Regions from separate parts of the Homo sapiens genome. Here region 1 is linked to region 2. A link is a contact called in ENCODE Hi-C or POLR2A ChIA-PET data. All regions are on one chromosome and are shown on one strand. Each heading gives the region's core, a stretch centred on a gene start or an enhancer-like site at or near the end of the contact. The rest is flanking DNA. Distances are from core to core; before and after follow the strand shown.

The links. Hi-C counts contacts between places; a loop is a spot of excess contacts on that map. ChIA-PET counts read pairs that join two places held with the same protein, here RNA polymerase II (POLR2A). Pooled maps may share reads with other maps.
Region 1: a loop to region 2 is called in a map of sigmoid colon, with 2.8 times the contacts of the local background. The contact joins the promoter of CRADD-AS1 here to the enhancer-like site in region 2. A Hi-C loop is called at or near these places in 6 of 168 maps with a recorded cell type or tissue (Right ventricle myocardium superior, ascending aorta, mammary epithelial cell and 3 more) and 13 of 50 pooled maps. POLR2A ChIA-PET finds 5 or more read pairs at or near these places in 1 of 52 experiments (MCF 10A).

The regions. Positions count from the first base shown.
Region 1 is chr12:93,736,290-93,739,118 of GRCh38, forward strand. It overlaps CRADD-AS1 (CRADD antisense RNA 1), which reads right to left and starts at 1,534. Exons shown (of 3, transcript NR_110092.1): 1 at 1,410-1,534. All of the region lies in intron 2 of CRADD (CARD and death domain containing adaptor protein), which reads left to right.
Region 2 is chr12:93,813,301-93,816,363 of GRCh38, forward strand. The region is part of intron 2 of CRADD (CARD and death domain containing adaptor protein); the gene reads left to right. Among named protein-coding and RNA genes, the nearest start is that of CRADD-AS1, 77 kb to the left of the region's middle. Within about 2 kb of position 1,276, at least 23 of the 41 ENCODE cell types and tissues checked have a DNase peak (open chromatin) inside an H3K27ac peak, as active enhancers do; they include ascending aorta and sigmoid colon, where a contact is called at or near this core.

The DNA of each region.
Region 1 (2,829 bases), core at 284-2,783, 77 kb before region 2:
TGCAAAGGAACTAGGGAATAATGTTCCTATTATTTTTGTCCATGGTCAGCCTATTACTAGAAAAGAGTGACCACATTGATTTCTAAAGTCCTTATATTCAAAACTTTCTGTGCTGACCACCATCATTTATGTTTTTCCCATCTCTACTTAAAAACGTCAACTAGCCCCAACTTTTCCTCTAGTTATTTCTTTTATTAGATTTATTCTGTTCTCCACAATAAAATCTATCTTCTGTTCCCATCCATGACAATTCAAGTAGTTATAATGGGTGGATATAGGGTATGATAAATGTTGGTAAATCCACTGAGTTCCTTGAGTTCCACATTGATGTCTTTTAGGATGTGACTAGGGGTAGGCTAAATATTTTCTAGTTTCTCAGATCCTACCCCTGGTCTAATTATGATATAGAGGCCAGATTAGTGTCACCAGTTTTTCTTTCTCTTCTGAATGTAGAGCAAGAGCAAATGATTGCAGATAACAGCATGAGAAACTTAGGATCAACCACCAGCATCTAAGTGAGTCTTGTACTAGGCTCATTCCAGTTAAAAGCTGTAAATCATTTCATAGCCACATCAGTTTAGTTCTCTTTTATAGAACTCATTATGTGATACAAAATATGCAAGGCACTGGAGATACAAATACAATTATTTCCTCAAGGAACTTTGAGTTGAGCAAACATGGTACTGTCTGGTGAGACCAGACATATGAGCAAACATAGTACTTCTCTGGTGAGACCACATAGAGAAATGTACAAGGGGTAGAGGAGGCAGTGATGACTACTGGTCTGGGATAGTTGAGGGAAGGTGGCATAGGCTGCCTATTGAAGAATAAATTAGAGTTTGCTATGTGAACAAGGTTGCAGAGGGAATAGTATATGGAAAAACAGGGAGATGTGGACCCATATATTTTGTGCAGAGATGTCCAAGTACTTAGATATTACTATATTGCAAGTATGAAGAAAGCTTTTTTTGAGATCTGACAATGCCAAGGTAGGTTATGGACTCTCTTTGGAGTCCCCAAAATAAAAATAAAACATTCACATCTGCTAAAGATAGCTTGAATGGTATTTTTGCTAAAGGCAGAGTCATATACTGTATGTGCCAGATAAAAGTCAATGTCTATTATGTAAACATTGAGATTACATTAATTAATTTAAAAGAAAGGATTCAAACTTAGTACTAATCTGCATCTGGAGAACTAATCTGGTATGTGTTATTTTCAAGTCACCCAACTAAAGCAGTCTGTTGTATGGAACTCTGCTCCCTCTTAGTCAAACAAATGCAACCATAAAAAGCAGTGCAAATTCAGTGTCACCTTTTCTCCATGGGATTGGGTGGTTTCTTTTGGAGCAGAGAGAGTTTCCAGAGAATCAATATAGTAGCCAGAAGAAAAGTGGAGGGTGGCCTTACCTTGTCCACTCCGTGCTGCCTGAGGGTGAAATGGAACCTCGGATGTTGTACACCTTTAAATTGTCCATGTTGCCTGTTTCATAGCCTTCCCGGGCCAGGGAGCTGTGTAGTCAGTTTATAGTTCTAAGAACCAGAGCAGGACTGCTGTGCTTGTAATTGCATGCTTTTTATGGAACAGGCAATGTTGTTTAGGGAATTTGGGCAGCTGGAACCTGCCACATTAGCAATTTGGACTGAGGAAGAATTTCAGGGTGATAAAATAAAGCTCATTATATAAATTCACTTGGGTATTTAGGAGGCTGAGAAGGGAGAGGATGAGAGTATTCCAAAGGCAAGCAGGAGAGTTTCATAAACAGGTCCCTTTCTATTCGTTTTTACTGTAAGTGTTGAATTGAGCTAGGAGGATCACATGGCCCATTTTGCAAAGGGCAGTCATGTTCTGCTGTTTCTTAGCTGTTTTGTCAGTTGGAACAAAACAACAGCGCTGCTCATTTTTTGCAGGGTTAGAGGAAAAAGGAAGGACTGGCCGAAGAATGGGGTGGGGAGCTGGAGAAGAGAAGGGCCAAAAGTGTCAGACTGTGGGGATGAGGACCTGAAGGAGGCCCATGAGACCTCAGGCATGGGCCCTGGAACTCTGCCTTTTTGAAGCCTGTTGACAATCTCACCCTAATTTAACCCTTTGTGGAATTCTTCCATGAGATGCAGTTGCCATCATCAGGCTTCCTAGAGAATTGAGCCTGCCCACTCTGTTATGAAGTCTACCCAGAAGAGCTGGCAGAGTAGGCCCCTTCACTGGGACTGCAGCAACACTGACCAAAGCAAATCCTTCTCTTGGAAGAAACAAACTCATTCCTCACACCTGCCTCACCCCGCTCCCACCGCCACCCCCTGCACCACACGCCAGCCCTTAATAAAAACTAAAACTGATGTCATTGTAACCTTTGGTTATTCTTTTTTGTGCGTAAAGTGTCAACCTCCTGTTTTATTCTCATAAATAATGGAAATCTTAACTTCATTTCAGAAAATCACAAAAGATAACAGGGACCCTATTCAAACAGAATAAAAATAATTAGTAAGTCACAAACTCTGACTAGAAAGAAAAAGAGAAGAGAGAGAGGGAAGGAGAAAGAAAGAAGGAAAGAGAGGGAGAGAGAGAAACGAGGAAAGGAAGGAAGGAAGAAAGTGAAAGAAGAAAGTCCTCTTGTTGGTGTTAAAATGTGTCTTTAAGGGGAAACTTATCATTTAGGTTACTAATGGTTTCTTTCTTCATCATTTTAATTTCCATTAATAAAATGTGACTTTGAAAGGATGCAGGGAGTTTGGGAATAGAGAGTTTTATTTTTATTTGTTTATTTTTTTTCCCCTTCTCCCAGCAAAATACACAGGTATCTGACTATGTAGAGACACGAAGCCACCTATC
Region 2 (3,063 bases), core at 26-2,525:
ACACGCAATAGTCTTTGGGCTTTTACAAAGCACTGAAAACTAAATGTTGCATTTGTGCCCTTATCTTCCACAACTTCTTTCTTGGCAGCTTTTCTTGGCTCACTTCAGACACACAGAATTTCAAGTAATCAGGGAAAGTTGGGACAGAAACTTCCTCTGTCTTTCCATGGCCTTTTCTTTTTCCTTTACGGATCTGTGATCCTATGCTTTCTCTCACATTCACATTATATGTGTCAGTTGGAGAAATCTTGATGCCCAGTTTCATTTGTTTCTTCTGTCCCACCTGTAACTAATTTAGGTTGAGTTCTCCGGCTCATGTATCAGAGTGTGTATGACAAATTATCTCAAAGCCCAGAGGGCCTCGGTGGTCCAAGTCCCAGCAACAAGGGACACCTGCTGTCATGACATGGGCTTGACCTGGGTTCTGTGGACATTAAGGAACCACTGTCCTGAGAGGGGGGTATGGAGCTAAGCTAGGGGAGGGAGCAGGATGAGCTTAGAGCTGCCGAGGAAACGGAAAGAGTCTATAGGCTTTAAAAAAGAGGAGAGAAAGAAAGAAGAATAAAAGATGTTTCTGGAGACTCTGAGAATAGTTAAGAGTCCAGGGCCAGCCAGAATCACCCTTTCCCCCAGCTACCGAGAGTGCCACAGAGCAGAAATTGACTTGGAAGATATTGCTCCTAGACCAAAAGTCCAAATTAAGGGGTATAGGCAGTTAAGGGCAAGTGAGGGCAGTAGAGATGGTTGTCCGAGTCCAGTGGCCATGAGAGGTTTCTCAGCTGCCTGCCAATTCTCTTCTGGGACAATGCCAGCCATAAAGTACAAGCCATGCTTTGGTGTGGGCTGTAGACATATTGTTTTCCCATAACTACTGTCATTCAAACAGGATCTAGTTTCTTGGCATGAGCAAATTGTTCCCGCTGAATACACACACTATGTCCGCTATGGGGCAAGGCAAAGCGAATCCTCCAAGGAACTGGATGGATTTTTCATTCTGAGATAAGCAGTTTTTTTGTGGGGGCGGGGGAGGTGGAGAGGAGCCAGCTTCACTCTCTGTTCATGCGAGTTTTGAATGAAATGAGTAAAGTTCATGTTCCCCCCAGAGTACACAAGGTTCAAGTGGGATTACCCAGTGGGAATCCAGCCCGATTGTAATTTAACTTGTTCGAGGGATCTAAATATTTAATCTGCCTTCATCACGAATCCTAGAATCCTATGTAAGCAGCAAAGGCCGAGGGTCTGAAAGTAAACACTGCAGTTAGAATCAGAAGTGTTGCAACTAGCACAACTGCTGCTGTGACGTCCTACAAACTTTGGAGAGTGCCAGAGGAAGCTAGCCTGAGAGCACAGAACTGGCAGTCACGAGGCCTGCATTCTCCAGCTTCGCCTGCCACCAACTCTCTGAGCCTCCAGGCCTCCTTTGTCAAGTAAGGACACAAGCAAAGCATCTCAGAAGACAAGTCATTTTCATAACTGGAAATGAGACAGAGCCAACAAGGATGCGTGAAACCAGCCACATAAATTGTGAAACCTATGTGATCATGTATATGTACAATGTTTTCTTAAAAAAAATTACCATTCCTAGATCTAATATCAATTTTTTGTATGATTTTGCCCCACATTTTGCTCAAATTATGCAGTGTTTGAAAGAGATTCTCTGCAGAGGTTGGAATCACCCCCTTGGGTGCTGGTAGCAATCTGTGAAGGTAGCTTTTTAGATGTCACAATGATTGGGGGTGGGGTGCTGGTGACATTGGATGGGCAGGTGCAGAACTGCTAAACAATGCTCTGGGCAATCCCACAAAGCGACCACCTGGCCCATATCTGGCATGACTTTCATGTCCCGCCGGACATTCAAGGAATCCGACTATGTTTTCTATATAAACATATAGTATTTTTCACATCTGAAAATATACACTGAATTTTCCAGGACTGTGTATAAATAGAGGTAAGATTGTACTTTATTTTGCTCAGAACTTTACCAAGAGTTATTAATAATCTCCAAAAAATCAAATTATAGCAAACACTAATGATGTTTGAGTCACTAAGCAACACACCTATATCTGTCTGCATTGTGATATCACATTCGTGGTTATTCTACAGGTACAAGAATCTGAGCCTCCCTTGTCCTTTAGTGCAATCAAGCAGAGTATCCACATACTGAAATACACAACATTTTCTGTAAGCTATTTTCTTTTCATTTCTCCTTTGTATTACAGTTTTCATGTTATATTAATTTAAAAACATGGGCAGGTTATATGATCTATGGATTTTATACCAGATTAGTAGAGTACTATAAAATGTTTGTTATAAAAAGTGTGTTTTATTTGATTGGGTTGAAAACTTCTGGGCCAGGTAATCCTAAAGTCTCTTAGCTTTTAAATTTTGTGAGCCTGTGAGATTATTTAGCCAAATGCCTTCATTTTTACTGGTGAGTAAACTGAAGCCCATTCAGTCTTTCATGCATTGTATTGCATTCAGAAATTGCTGTGATCATTGGGAGGGGAGAATGAAACTACCAAGCAAAAGAATATGATTTTAGTTTATTCTCTCCTTTCTTTTCCAGGATTACAAAGGCCCAGGAATAGCTAGTTAGCTTGCCCTGGTGTCACTGCTCACTCCTGTGAAGAATAAGGATAAACCATGAGGATAGTAGTGGTAATGGTGAAACAGAAAGAACACAGAAAGCTGATTCTAGAGTAGGGCTATCTAATAGAAATATCATGCAAGCCACCAATTGGAGCCACATATGTGGTTTACATTTGGAAGTAGCTACATTTTAAAAAGTAAAAAGAATATGTAACATTAATTTGAATGATATATTTTATTTAACCCAGTATATTCAAAGTATTATTATTTCAACATGAAAGGAATAGATTATTATTTTTTAAAGGCTTAATTTTATTTATTTATTTACTTATTTACTTATTTTTTGAGATGGAGTCTTGCTCTGTCGCCCAGGCTGGAGTGCAGTGGTGCGATCTCAGCTCACTGCAGCCTCCGCCTCTGTGGTTCAAGCAATTCTCCTGCCTCAGCCTCCCAAGTAGCTGGGATTACAGGCGT